Regions from separate parts of the Homo sapiens genome. Here all the other regions are linked to region 1. Evidence: chromatin contacts called from ENCODE Hi-C or POLR2A ChIA-PET data. All regions are on one chromosome and are shown on one strand. Each heading gives the region's core, a stretch centred on a gene start or an enhancer-like site at or near the end of the contact. The rest is flanking DNA. Distances are from core to core; before and after follow the strand shown.

What was found. Hi-C counts contacts between places; a loop is a spot of excess contacts on that map. ChIA-PET counts read pairs that join two places held with the same protein, here RNA polymerase II (POLR2A). Pooled maps may share reads with other maps.
Region 2: a pooled map shows a loop between it and region 1 (4-fold over the local background). The contact joins the promoter of ARHGAP30 here to the promoter of SDHC in region 1. A Hi-C loop is called at or near these places in 1 of 37 single-sample maps with no recorded cell type and 7 of 50 pooled maps. POLR2A ChIA-PET finds 5 or more read pairs at or near these places in 3 of 52 experiments (CD4-positive, alpha-beta T cell, activated T-cell and activated naive CD4-positive, alpha-beta T cell).
Region 3: a pooled map shows a loop between it and region 1 (2.4-fold over the local background). The contact joins the promoter of KLHDC9 here to the promoter of SDHC in region 1. A Hi-C loop is called at or near these places in 1 of 168 maps with a recorded cell type or tissue (B cell) and 4 of 50 pooled maps. POLR2A ChIA-PET finds 5 or more read pairs at or near these places in 3 of 52 experiments (OCI-LY7, T-cell and activated T-cell).
Region 4: a loop to region 1 is called in a pooled map, with 2.9 times the contacts of the local background. The contact joins the promoter of B4GALT3 here to the promoter of SDHC in region 1. A Hi-C loop is called at or near these places in 2 of 168 maps with a recorded cell type or tissue (B cell and naive thymus-derived CD4-positive, alpha-beta T cell), 1 of 37 single-sample maps with no recorded cell type and 14 of 50 pooled maps. POLR2A ChIA-PET finds 5 or more read pairs at or near these places in 17 of 52 experiments (AG04450, CD4-positive, alpha-beta T cell, CD4-positive, alpha-beta memory T cell and 12 more).

Annotation. Positions count from the first base shown.
Region 1 is chr1:161,312,492-161,315,874 of GRCh38, forward strand. It overlaps SDHC (succinate dehydrogenase complex subunit C), which reads left to right and starts at 1,890. Exons shown (of 6, transcript NM_003001.5): 1 at 1,890-1,934. The coding sequence starts at 1,915. RefSeq lists an enhancer at 1,466-2,229 and silencers at 1,781-1,840, 1,871-1,940.
Region 2 is chr1:161,068,057-161,071,439 of GRCh38, forward strand. It overlaps ARHGAP30 (Rho GTPase activating protein 30), which reads right to left and starts at 1,835. Exons shown (of 12, transcript NM_001025598.2): 1 at 1,472-1,835. The coding sequence starts at 1,568. It overlaps NECTIN4 (nectin cell adhesion molecule 4), which reads right to left. Exons shown (of 9, transcript NM_030916.3): 9 at 2,942-3,383. RefSeq lists an enhancer at 1,128-1,674 and a silencer at 1,571-1,720.
Region 3 is chr1:161,096,377-161,099,759 of GRCh38, forward strand. It overlaps KLHDC9 (kelch domain containing 9), which reads left to right and starts at 1,985. Exons shown (of 4, transcript NM_152366.5): 1 at 1,985-2,686; 2 at 2,970-3,129; 3 at 3,222-3,383. The coding sequence starts at 2,160. RefSeq lists silencers at 2,119-2,298, 2,359-2,408.
Region 4 is chr1:161,176,012-161,179,394 of GRCh38, forward strand. B4GALT3 (beta-1,4-galactosyltransferase 3) reads right to left here and starts at 1,496. Exons shown (of 8, transcript NM_003779.4): 1 at 1,412-1,496; 2 at 423-568; 3 at 1-63. The coding sequence starts at 49. It also overlaps a transcript of PPOX not described here. RefSeq lists silencers at 267-316, 1,156-1,205, 1,416-1,585 and enhancers at 1,184-1,683, 2,822-3,323.

The DNA of each region.
Region 1 (3,383 bases), core at 640-3,139:
TCCACCTCCCAACTGTAAGCAATCATTTCCTCTTTATCTAACCACCCCTTTTATCAACACCCTCTTCAATGGGTTGTTGCTACTTTCTTTGTTGCATGTCTTTATTGATCCTGCTAAGGCTATAACCTTCTTGGGGACAGTACAAACATCTGTATCTTTGAATCCCCTACAGAACTTTTCACGGACTGACAAAAAGTCCATAACTACATGCTAAATGAAATTATTAATATTTAAAGAGCTGAGTGGGCTGGGAGTGGTAGCTCGCACCTATAATCCCAGGACTTTGGGAGGCCGAGGCCGGTGGATCACTTGAGGTCAGGAGTTCTAGACCAGCCTAGCCAACATGGTGAAATTCCATCTCTACTAAAAATACAGAAAATTAGCCGGGCATGGTGGTGCAGGCCTGTAATCCCAGCTACTTGGGGGGAGGCTGAGGCAGGAGAATCGCTTGAACCTGGGAGGCAGAGGCTGCAGTGAGCTGAGATAGCGCCACTGCACTCCAACCTGGGCGACAGAGTGAGACTACGTCTCAAAATAAAAGAAAAAGAAAAAGAAAAAGAAAAACCAAAAAAGATCTGAGTGAAAAAGGCATTCCTTGGGTTTGTTAACGTGAAGCTCCAGAGAGCCAAGTCAATGACTGGAATTTCGATAGCACAAAACTGTATTTAAATATAATAACTAACGAATAAGTTGTTCATTAAATAAAACTTGTTGTTTGAGGTACCCATCATTGAATATGGGGGGGTAGAGTCTTGAAGATCAGCTGTTATGGGTGTTGCAGAGGAGATCCCTGCATAGATAGTAGATTGGATTAGAGAGCCTCTTTCAATCCTAAAGTGTACGAATGTGCTTTGTCAAGCATTATAGAAATGCAAAGTAGTATTATTCATCTGATGCAGAAATAAGTGAATTTGTGCTATTTAAATCCTGAAGTGCAGGGATGCTAAATATACATAAGATCTGAATATTAATATAATTGAGTATTTTTTTTGTAGAAATAGGAGTTGCTCTAGCCTGTCCCTTTTACTCCTCTCCACCCTACTCCCCACAAGAGTCAAGAACTTTTGTGCTCTGTTCCCTTCCTTTATCATTTGCTCTTCTTCTTTCTTCAGTCTTGAGTGCTCGGCAGTTGATTCCTGTGCTTGGGTTCCCTAAAACTGTATATATATATATACACATATATAAATCAAAGCGTGTTCTTCCCCTCACTCCGGGTTCTTCTAGCTGTGGGTGTCACCCACATAGCGCTGAAACAACGAACAAGGGAGCATTGTCCTCGGCTAGTGGGCGCCTGGTCCATGTGGCAGCTCAAACCCAGGAATTGTGGGGTCTAATCGAGGTGGTTAGATGAGGCTCCTCGTTTTCGGGAATGGTGGTCCGCAAGGTCTTCTCGAGGCCCCTCTACACACTCCCCAACTTAGGTCACAATTTATGTATCTGTCTGGTTAAAGCTTCGTATTAGAAAGGGAGGGAACCCAAAGTATCTTTTCTCTTCGGGGTCTCAACCGGCCAACCACCACGTTTTTAGGCCGACCTGGGAGGCAGGGGGAACGCAACAGACTGCGAAGTCCTTAAGGAAGAATCTAAACAAGTCCGCCGTTTGCTGTTTGGGAGTGCGATACAAAATGAATATGTACGCAGGTGGAACGTAGACTGCAGATTTTGAGCCAGCGGCGTTTCTGCCGAAATCCTGGCAAATTCCGGTAGAAGTCGGCTGCAGGAGGCGGAGGAGGAGACTAAAAAACCAGAAAACAACCAGCAAACCAGCTAGGCAGAGCTGAGCGGAGAAGCTCCAGAGCCTTTTAAAGAGACTCTCGTCACATGACACCCCCAACCCCGACCCCCAGCCGGCGCGCCTCCGCCCTCGGGTGGCGGGGCCGCCTGGCGTCACTTCCGTCCAGACCGGAACCCAAGATGGCTGCGCTGTTGCTGAGGTGACTTCAGTGGGACTGGGAGTTGGTGCCTGCGGCCCTCCGGAGATCTGAACTGGCCCCTCACGTTTTGCTGATAACTGTTTATCCTGTGCCTGGGCAGGGAAAGGACCCATGGGTGTGGAGGCCAAGCGCTCGGGGATCCTAGAGACCCCTTTTCCCGTCCCCCCCAGCCGCTCCGGTGCGCTCCGTAGGGCTTCGGGGTCACTGACTTCGTATCGAGGGGCCCTCGGCTCTCGCCCCTTCTGTTTTCCCCACCTCCTCTAGTACTTCTAACGCAAATTGCTCTCGGGCCTGCACCCAGAGCCGAGCTCTGAGAAAATAACTTCAAGGTCAGCCACCCATGGGTCCTACGATTTCGAGAGCGTATTTAGACATTTAGCTTCGGAGAGAGAGATCTTCGTGTATTTTGCCTTTGCTTCGAATGCCTTCAGACACTAGCTGCTCCCACCGTGAGTGGGCGCTGTCTGGGTTCCCAGCGGGCTGCTGGCAAAGGGTGGATCCCTACTGGGGTGGCGATTAGCATTAGCACCCAGGGCGGACCTCTGCTGCCCCAGAGCAACCCGGGGAATTCATTTTTAGTTAATCATTTTACTTGGGAGGGAGAGTGAGTGTCCCAGTTTTTCTCTAAAATGTGAATTAGTTGTCCAGAGAAATACCCTAGATTTTCTTTCATTCTGAACTTTCCGCTGTCTAGGTCTCATTCTCTGCTCAGCCTCTCTAGTCACAGCGACTAGCGCCTTTAGACACGCCTGGTACAAATCCCAGCATAGTTTTGTGCCAGCCTTATTTTTGGAAATTGTTTGTTATGGAAAGTTAGCTTCAATGCTGTTGAGATTTCAATCCCTGATTTCCCCAAATGTGTTCTCATTTCTCTTTCCACTTCAGTCACCCAGTTTAAAAATAGAGGGACTTTGTTTAGTTTTTCTGTGACAAAATGATTCCTCTTGGAGTTGAAATCAGGGTTATCTTAATCCTTCATTTTCTCCCTGTTTTTCATCTCCATATGTATCTTCTGTCTAAGGTATGCCAAGGCTTGTCTTGCCAGTGCTGTCTTCTTTATTCCAGATGGTTTGACCATAATTGAATGCTTTTGAATTCTCTGATATATTTTGGTATCGATGTTAGGGGCTTTTGGTAAAATTAACATTTAGTTTGAAGTGATCATATTGGTTCCAAACAGTTCATTTTAGGAGTTTTGGAATTAGTGTTTAAAAGCTGAGGATCATTATAGTCATTAAGTGTATCCATACAGTATCATTTTGAGTTGTGCAGCGCTGTCCACTGAAGGGATGGGTCGCCCCTCCACACCTGTGGGTGTTTCTCGTTAGGTGGAACGAGAGACTTGGAAAAGAAAGAGACACAGACAAAGTATAGAGAAAGAAAAAAGGGGGCCCAGGGAACCGGCGTTCAGCATACAGAGGATCCCCGCCGGCCTCTGAGTTCCCTTAG
Region 2 (3,383 bases), core at 585-3,084, 240 kb before region 1:
CGGGAGGGTTATAGGAGCAGGGTCTGGGCTGGCTGTGGGTTCAGTGTTTCAAGATAAAATTGGTTGGTGGACCACAAAAAAGGGCAGTACCAGGAAAGGCTGAACTGAGGGTTTGCATTGAGCTGGGAGGAGCACATCATCCCCAATTAAATCTCATAATCCTTGGCTAAGAATCATAGCTCTTGAGAGGAGTCCCTTAGAAAGGAGTAAGCCCTGCACTGATGGCTGTGCCACCTCCACTCTGCCCAGTGAGAAGAGGAAGGCTCAAATAAGCTCGCTTCAGCTGTTTAACACTCTTCCTTGGGGTCTGGGCTTTCCCTTAACCAAGGGCAATGGGGATAGGGGTCCTCTCACTGGAGGAGAAAAGGGGAAGGAGGTGTCTGGGGACGCAGGGGCGGGGCTAAGAGCAGGAAATGATCTGGGAACCACCATCACCCTCCCTCCGCTGCAAGCACCACAGCCCAGAGCAGAGGAGGGGACAAAGAGGAAATGACAGATTGGGGTGGGGTGGAATGGGGTGGAGTGGGGAAAGAATTATGCCTTTCTCTAGGAGGAGCTTGAAGTGCCAAAAACAAGCTGGGCTGGGCAGCCAGGGTGCCTGGGTTCAATTTCAAATTGAATCAAGAAATGATTTTGAGTGGCTGCTCCATGCCAGGCCCCGTTGTGAACCTGATATTGTCCCTGGTCCTTCTGGCTTCAAAGCCCACTCTAAGGTAACCCAGGGAGGGAGCTGGGTGAGCTCCACAGACAGCTCCACACCCACCCTCCTTTGCACCCTCCACCTCCAGCTTCAAGCCAGGCCTCACACCCTCTCTTTCATTCTTCCCCATTTCAGCAGCTTCTCCCCTTGCCCCCCACTTTGAACCTGTTTCTCTTTTGCACAGGGACAACAAGAGAATCACAAAGACTAGGGGCAGAGGTTGTTTCCAGCCCGACATCATCCCCTGCGGCCCAGCAAGGCTGCAGTGGGAACAGAGCCCATGACCTTGTCCTTGGGTGTTCTCCAGCCAGGAAACCACCCGCCTCAAGGGCCATCTTGAGACCCTTCTGGGGCCATTTCCCTGTCTCCTTTCATTCAGACCTAAGGATAATCATTTCCCCTTCAGCCACTCCTCTCCTGACCCTGTCGCCTCACCCTCCCTCTCCTGTTCCCAGTCACCTGCCCGCTGTTTCATCCACTCCTCCTCGGTTTCCAGTCTCTCCATCCTCCCCCTCACTGCTACCTGGGTACTCACATTCTCATCCCCTCAGCCACCCCATCCCCAGAAAGTTACACAAGGGAGCCGCCCTGCCTTCTTCACTGAGCCACATTTCCTGTCTTGCCCACTTACAGTTCTCTTGAATGGTGACCCCAGGCCACTGCCCCTTCCCCAGGAGCACCGGAAACTGCTTCTGCCCTTCAGGCTGGATCGGGCTGCAGATGCCCAGTGCCTCCCCACCCACCCTGCAGAAGCTGAGCCGGCCTCCTTACCCTCCTGGCCTGAGTGCTGCAGGTGCTCCTGCAAGTCGCACCCAAAAACCCGCTCCTTTGCGCTGCCCTTCTTCTTTCCTTTCTGCCGAGACTTCATGGCCAGAGCCCCAGGGCACTGGCCCGGTCACCTCTATCCCCCAAGACCTGTGCCCTACCAGTCCCCCATGGGATCCCAGCCAGCTGCTGGGCTTGGCCCGGCCCCAGGGGGGCAGGGCTCCCAATTGGGGGTGGAGGGTGGCCTGGGCAACGGGCAGCAGCTCCTGCCCCTGGGGCCCCGGCCACACGGAAGTGGCTGTTGAAGAGGAAGCTACCAGGACCCTGGCAAGAAATTGTGTCCTGTGTCTCGTGGCCCAGCCTGGCACTCGCCCTCCTCGCCCCGCTCAGCTTTAGGGGGCAGGAAGCAGTGCAGCTCCTTAACCCACTTCCTGTTAGAGCATCTTTGCAACCACAGGGCCTAGGGTGGGGGAGGTAGCTGACATTCACATCCTCACCCTTTGCTTGGACTTCATTCATTGGTCAGGGGAGGTGATGTCAGAGCCCTGGGGTGGGGTGATGGCGTCTGTGGTGTGAGCAGGTGACCAACTCCCTTAGAGACCAGAATTCTTGGGTCCAAGGTAGAGACCTGGGGCTTGCCTGGGAGCAAGTTGACACAGGGCTGTAAAAAGCACACTCACAAGGGAGGATGCCTGGGTTCTGCCTCTGATGGATCTAGCACCTCAGTCAAATCGCATTACTTCACTGAGCCTCAGTTTCCAAACCTAGGAAAATGAAGGGAGCAGACTAGAGGACCTTTAAATCCTCCCACCTCTAAGAGTCTGTAAAACTCATTTAACTTGAGTTTCAGTTTCTTTACCTGTAAAAAAGGGTACACTGCTGCCTATTTCACATAGCTGTTGTTGAGTCTCCAGTACAATAAGGAATTCAGGCTGGGCGCAGTGGCTCACGCCTGTAATCCCAGCACTTTGGGAGGCTGAGGCGGGTGAATCACCTGAGGTCAGGAGTTCGAGACCAGCTTGGCCAACATGGTGAAACCCTGTCTCTACTAAAAATACAAAAACTAACTGAGCATGGTGACGGGTGCCTGTAATCCCAGCTATACGGGAGGCTGAGGTGAGAGAATCGCTTGAACCTGGGAGTCGGAGGTTGCAGTGAGCTGAGATAGTGCCACTGCACTCCAGCCTGGGTGACAAAGTGAGACTTCATCTCAAAAAAAAAAAAAAAAGGAATTTAAAACACTTTGCAAACTAAGGTACTGGCCATCCTCGAAAGGGTTCTTAGCTTCACTTTCCTACCAGGGGACTCTCAGAGATGGCCAAAGGCCTTGTGGAGGCCAATTCTTTCCCTTCCCTCCCAGCTACAGGCATCCTAAGTCTTCCCCTACTTGGGACTACAGGAAGGATGGTACCGAGACAGAGAGTATGTGACTCAGAGCTTACACAGTTCAAGGGGCAAGACAGGAGCCAGACAGAACAAGTTTTGTCTGTTTATTTAAAAACAGAATATCATTTTATGTACAAATATGCACATATTTACATAAAATGTACATGTTAGGATCTTAGATCTTCAGGCTCCACATTCGAAGTCCTAGGCTGGCTGGGGAACGAAGGATGGGAGCCTCTCCCTTAGGCCAGAAATCCAGCAGATTTCAGACTAAGAAGAGTTTGGGTACTAAATCTAGGTATTCTGGCTGAGTGTATCTGGGTGGGCCAGCTAAAAATAAACCTCATTGAACTCCAGCCCCAACCCAGAGAAACATCCAGAAGAGCCTTGAATTAGTGATCCAAAACCCAGGGGGAAAGGCGACATTCTCACCCCCAGCACCTCCTTCACCTCACCTCAACTCCTACTCTCTCGGTCTATAATCACTGCTCTCTCTCTCCCCAACACCACTATTGAACAGGAGCCCTTGTCA
Region 3 (3,383 bases), core at 735-3,234, 220 kb before region 1:
CCAAAATATGGATTTGGTTCAAACTAACCTAAGAAGGTAGGAGTCCTAGGCAGTTCCTCTCCCAGGGTCTTGGGATGGCAAAGCAATGGACAGATGCTTCCAGCTATTAGGAGGAACTGGAAGCATCTAGGTACAGAACTGGAGAGGGTACAGCCAAGGAGTATGTGAGGTTCAAGCTCTATGTCTAACTAAGATGCCTACTGCTAAGGACTCAGAGTCAGAGAGGAAGCTGGGAGAGAGGAGCTGGAAAGGCCCGTGGGGTGGGGAGTTCCCATTTCTATCCAGGAAAGGCAGAAAGTAAGTCTAACAGAACAGCCAAGACTTAGGCAAAAGCAAGAGCCTAAAATGGACATATAGGCCAATAAGGTTTAAGCAAAATTGCCCCACCCCTGAGGCAAGCCCTTGCCTAATCCTAGGAGTATGACAGATCTGAATCCAGCTGTTGGGAGGTTAGCCAGTGAGAAAGAAGCCTGAGGGAAAAGACTGACTTTTAAATTTCAGCCAAGGACAGTAAAAGTTAGTGATTTTTTAGAGATTCTTACCATGATTTTGGAAAACTGAGAATACTGCCTGTCATACTCAGGGAAAGCTATAGTTGGGAGGGCAGAGACTTTCAAAGCTATTGTTGAATCTTGGCTTTAAGGTACAGGTGGGGAACAGGTCCTGGTAATCTTCCAATCTCTGTAACTGTGCCTTTCCTGCCCATGCCATCCCCATGCTGTGTTCTCTGAGGACCAAGAGTTGGGAAGAGGAGGGGAAAGCCCTGCTGTGCTATCAGACCCTGCATTACATGCCCATCCTCACTGCAGCCCTGGCCACTGTCTCCTTTCTTCCTTTCTTTATTTCTTTTCTTTTTTTCTTTCTTTCTTTCGCCAGGGTCTCACTATGTTACCCAGGCTGGTCTTGAACTCCTGAACTCCTGGCCTCAAGTGATTCTCCTGCCTGGCCACTTTCTATGGTCTCAGTATCTCAGGTATGATGGGGAGCAAGGTGATGTGTAGAAACCAAAGGCCACAAGTAGCAGTCATCATTCCCACTTACAGCCCAGTCCCAGAGGACACAGATCCTGTTTTTGCCCCACACCAGCTGTGTTGGGAGGAAAATTCTGTCTGTATTTCCTCCTTCAGCTGAAAGCAGAAAGCTTGCATCTGGGCCTCTTCAGTTATCACTTGGTCCTGGGGGACAGAGTTAATATCTGGAAACTGGCTTAAATAAAAGATATCAGGGAAGGGTAGGAGTCTGTTTTTCTCATTTTCTCACTCTTCCCCCACTTCACCCTTCTAAGGCTGCGTGGGTTCTCTCTCTCTCTCTATCTCTCTCTCTCTCTCTCTCTCTCTCTCTCTCTCTCTCTCTCTCTCTCTGTGTGTGTGTGTGTGTGTGTGTGTGTGTGTGTGTGTGTGTCACCTGAGAGACTGGGTTCTGCTACCCTCTAGTGGCCAGAGCTGAAAGGACTCTCCCACCCAATCAATCGGGACCTTCAAGCCTTTGGGAATAAACGAACAGCCTATTTGATGAATGACAAAACTGAGAAGGCCTAGAGAGAAACAATGCCTTTGAGGGTCAGGGGCATAGTTGGGACTAGAACCCAGGTCTCCTGTCTCTCGGGCCAGTGGTCAGTCCACTTTCACTTCCCCACCCTCTGACTTTTGCTTCTCCTTCCTTGCTCATCCCTGGGGTGGTTAGCCCGAGTAAGAAACCCTGAAGCCAAATGATCCCTCCCGGCCCTAGTGGAGCAGCACCTGCACCTCAAATGTCAAAATCGCAAATCAGTTCACAGCGGAGATCACAGGGGTTTATTCTAAGGACCCGACTGTCCTCCGACTTTCTGAGGTTAACAATCTTGCAGGATTTTTATTGACCTGATACAGCTCCCGTAGCCTTGGTGGCACCACCATACGGTTCCCGATAGCCACCCAGGTGTCCTGTCTCCACGGTAACTGCTGCTTTGCGACCTTCGGTTTGCAGCGGTCGCGCTGCAGCCGCTGCAGTGGTTGCTGGGCGACCACGGAGAGAAAGCCGGGACTTGAGGTGGGAACCCCGGCTGGCGTCCGGTAGGGGGAGGTTCCCGGGGAAGCCCGCGGAAGGCGAGGTGCCTGGCCTGCCATGTAGGGGCTCGTTCCAAGCCGCAGACCCCACCGCCCTCCCTCTCCCCGGGGCCCATGGCGGTGGCCGTGCCCCCGGGTCGGGCCGCAGGCTCAGGCTGGGCCTGGAGGCCAGTGGCGCGGGACGCGCTTTTGGCTAGAGCTTTCCATTCATGCACCGAACTGCGGGGACGGTTCTATCTCGTAGGTGGTCTCCTAGCAGGAGGAGCGAGAGAGCCCAGCAGCGATACGGTGGTTTTCGACCCAGCTAGGGGCCAGGCCGTACGATTGGGAGCCCGGGGCAGCCCCCCGCGCAGTCACCACGACGCGGCACCCGTGGACGGGCGTTGGCTCTGCGTGGTGGGCGGCTGGGACGGGTCTCGCCGCTTGGCCACAGTGACCGCACTGGACACAGAGCGCGGTGTGTGGGAGGCGTGGACAGGGACCCCTGGTGACTGCCCCCCCGCCGGCCTCAGTAGTCACACCTGCACCCGAATCTCTGACCGAGAGCTGCAGGTGGCTGGCCGGGAGGGCGGTATCCACACTCAGCGACGCTATGGAAGCATCTACACATTAAGGCTGGACCCCAGCGCCCGCACCTATTGGTATGGCACCCTCCGCCCAAAACCTTTCACTCTCATCCACACTCTCGAAAAACAAAAGCCTAAGCAGATTTCTCAGGCAATTTATCCACCTCCTCACTCTAGCACCCTCCTTCCAGGGGAACCTACCATGTTTAAGCTAGCTGAGCTCTCTACAGTATTACCCTCCCTCTTATCCCACCTACCGCACTGCCCCATGCCTCTTCTCCATCCATCCTTGGCAAGGGCGGTGGCACTTACATTTTCCAGAAAACCCACTCAGCCCTGAATTTCTGCATGTCCACAGCTACAAGCAAGAAGGCTGCCACACAGCCTCACGCTCAGGTCACTGTGCGGCCCTGCTCCAAACTCCTGGACCCCATCCAGGTCATCAGCTATTGCTCTTTGGAGGTTGCAACTTAGCTGAACCAGAAGTAGCTGGGCATTGGAGTCATGGGAAAATTAAGGTATTAGCTCCTCACACATCTTGTTTAGGATGGGAAGAGGCTAAAATTGTGATGCCCAGGTCTCTTCGGACAGTCCTTTCTTTCTCCCCAAGGAGGAACCACCTGTTGCTCCTCATTTGATGGAACAGCTTGCAAGGCTTGTGAGCAGTGGGCAGGGGTCCCAGAAGGGGCCCCATGGACTACGGCATCACTCATGTTCTGTGGTCGGGCCCTTTGCTGTGCTGTTTGGTGGAGAAACTCTGACCAGAGCTAGA
Region 4 (3,383 bases), core at 246-2,745, 140 kb before region 1:
CCACAAGCAGGGCCAGCGTGCAAGGCCGCTCCAGCAGCCTCCGCAACATCCTGGGGGTGAGATCTAGGGAGGGAGAGGGGAATTCTGGGGGTAGGCAGGAAGAGAGCAAGCCAGCAGAGAGGTCAGTAGGTAGGGTTGAAGGTGATGCCAGGGGTAAAGAGGAAAAAGCAGAAAACAAAGTCACAGAAGGGAGCACACAGGTGCACAGTCACGCAAGGAAACAGAATGTAACCACCAGTAACCCTACCACCTGTCACTTCAGCCCAAGTTTCGCTCTCCTCTACCTCCCCCCAAACCACTCCCACCATCTACTGTCAGTCCTCACCCCCAAAAATGTTTACATCATTCAAATCTCATGTTCATTTCAGAAAGTCTCTAGAGAACCCCCTCTTCCAATTTTAGAAGGGAAGAGATAGACTCACCTAGGTTCAAGCTGTCTTCTTAGGGATCATGGGGGCTCCAGGGGGTCCCGGGGGGACAGAGATGTGAGGCATTATCTAAAATTGGAAATGTCACAGAGGGCAGAGAAAGGCTCCATCCAGCACTCCAGCAGCGAATCTGGGACCAGCTGGAACAGAAGTGGTAAAGGATAACTAGCTACCTGCACCGCCAGAGATCAGGATCAGGGTGAAGCTGGTTTCCCAGCAGGCGAAGTGAAGGAAAGTGGTTGGAAAGGAAGAGGAGGAGCAGGAGATGGTAGGTCCCTCGCCTATCTCCCGTGCTACCCTGGAATGATAAGTGTCAGGTTCATACTTAACCACCCCCGTACCCCCACCCCAACAGGACAGATTGGGGAGTGGGGACAGGACAGCTAATGGAAACATTGTTTTCCCCCAGACCAAGAACCAGTTGAAGTGGCGACAGAGTCATGACAGGACCGTGGAGTGGCCTAAGGAGTACCCAGGGCGAAGTAGGAAACAGGCTCCTTCTATTCTTCATGTGCCTGGGTGCCAACTCCTCAGGTGCAGGGACCGTGACCACCTGGGGGCTGTAAGCGAACAGCCCCGGAGCTCGGCGGAGAGTAGGGTGGGGGTGGCGTCCTCTACCTTTTCTACCTTTCCCCTCTTCTAGCGGGGGTGGGGAGGAGGGTTACTGCTGAAGAGAAAGGGAGAGGGAGAGCAGGGGCAGAGACAGTCAGGGGTGGCTGGAAGGGCTCACCTAGAGGGGCGTGGTCCGCGCTGTGGAGGGGGTTAAAACCCAGCTCTTTCGGAGCACGCCCATCCTATCCCAGTCTCTTGCTTTTGCCCTACCTACTAGCAACGTGAGCCCGCCCGGCCCCCGTCCATACTTCCACCTAGGACCCCGTCCCTGCTCAGGCTCGTCTCCAGGCGTTACCCAAAACTTCTCACTCTCTCGAATGCCCAAACCTTTATCCCAGGCCTCCGTGTCGACGCATTCCCAGCGCACATACCTGGTCTTTTGCTGCCTGTCGTCACCGCCACCCCAACAGCCGGGCAGGCATCGCTGCCGCCATCTTGGAAGCGGGCGCTGCGGGGGCGGGGTCTCGCGTCATGGGGCGGGGCCTCGGGGCGGAGCCACCCGGGCTGACTAGGCACCCGGTCCCAGACACCGCGTGGCCGGGGGCTTGTGAGGGAGCAGCGCCTGAGCCTGCCCACCTGGAACGCGTTGTAGGCGACCCCCTGGGGAGCGGGTGCTAGGGTTCAACTCCACTACGCAGACTGCTAGTGGGATTTCATTTCCTGCCCCTCAGATTTGTAAAAGCAGAAGCTCAAGCCCTTCATTTTCCTCTGGGCCGAGACTGATCAGGAGGCTAGTGAGCCGGTTTCTGGTGCTCCGCTGACCTCGTTATCACCTTGTGGTTGGCTGAGCCCTCTCCCAGTGTGTCAGTGGCACCCCCTGCAGCCTAGTGCCACTTAGTATCAATTGTTCCTTACGCAGGCTACAGCGTTGCGGACCGCTCTAGCGCATTTTTGTATTCCCGTTGTATCCCGCAGGCCTGGAAATAAAAAGCGATTAGTTAATAAAACAATGAAACATTGAAGGTGGAGGGAAAGACAGCGTCTTCTTTAAAGTCAAATGATGTTTCCCCAGATATTAGAGTAAAATGGATGCTCCGTTAACATGCAATATGTTTACCTTACGACAAACACTACCGCCTAGCATATTGTGTTCCTTAGAAGCAGATATTCACGCTGAAGAAGCAATCAGAGACTTGAATAACTCACAGAATCTGCCCCAAAAAGCCCATGGTCTTGTGTATCTTGTATGGAGGGAGGGATGTAAACAATATAACGTGATAAATATGCTGGCCTAGAAGTGGCAACTCATTCATACGTGGAGATTCTAGAAAGGCTTCCCAGAAGTGATGGCTAATGGGAAACCTGAAGGACTTGTCTATAGCATATCCTTCTGCTTTAAAGATTCTGTTTTCATGGGAGTTATTTTACAATTCATGTAGGTAACTGATCTGTATGCAAATTCTATCCTGTCTGGTAGAGGTTCAATTAACCTGCTGTTCCCCACACTGTGGGGAAAAAAAGCAGTTTTGGCGTCCATTTTCATATTCATTTCTGTTTTCCTGATCCATAAATATGTCCGTTCTCTAGATTTTCTCTTGTATTAATTATAACATCTGCTAGTTTCTTCATGAGTTAGGTAAAATAAACACGTGTTCATTCTTTTCTTAATTTCTTTTTTCTTTACTTTTTTTTTTTTTTTTTGAGAGGGAGTCTCCCTCCTGTTGCCCAGGCTGGAGTGCAATGGCGCTATCTCGGCTCACCGCGACCTCTGCCTCAGCCTTCCTCAGTAGCTGGGATTACAGGCATGCGCCACCACACCCGGCTAATTTTGTATGTTTAGTAGAGACAGGGTTTCTCTGTGTTGGTCAGGCTGGTCTGGAACTCCCGACCTCAGGTGATCCACCCGCCTCGGCCTCCCAAAGTGCTGGGATTACAGGTGTGAGCCACCACGCCCGGCCTTTTTGTTTACTTTTTTTTTTTTAATTTAAAAATTTGTGACAGGGTCTCACTCTGTCACCCAGGCTGGAGTGCAGTGGCAAGATCACAGCTCACTGCAGCCTCAACCTCCTAGGCTCAAGGGATCCTCCCACCTCAGACCCGTGAGTAGCTGAGTAGCTGGGACAACAGCACATCCAGCTAATTGTATTTTTTGAAGACACAGAGTTTTACCATGTTGTCCAGGTTGGTCTCCAACTCCTGGGCTCAAACTATCTGCCCACCTTGGCTTCCCAAAGCGCTGGGATTACAGGCGTCAGCCACAGCATCAGGCCTCTTAATTTTATTTCTCTTTTTCCTTCCTTCCTTCCTTCCTTCCTTCCTTCCTTCCTTCCTTCCTTCCTTCCTTCCCTTCTTCCTCCCTCCCTCCCTTCGTCCCTTCCCTTCCCTTCCTTCTTTTTTTTCCTT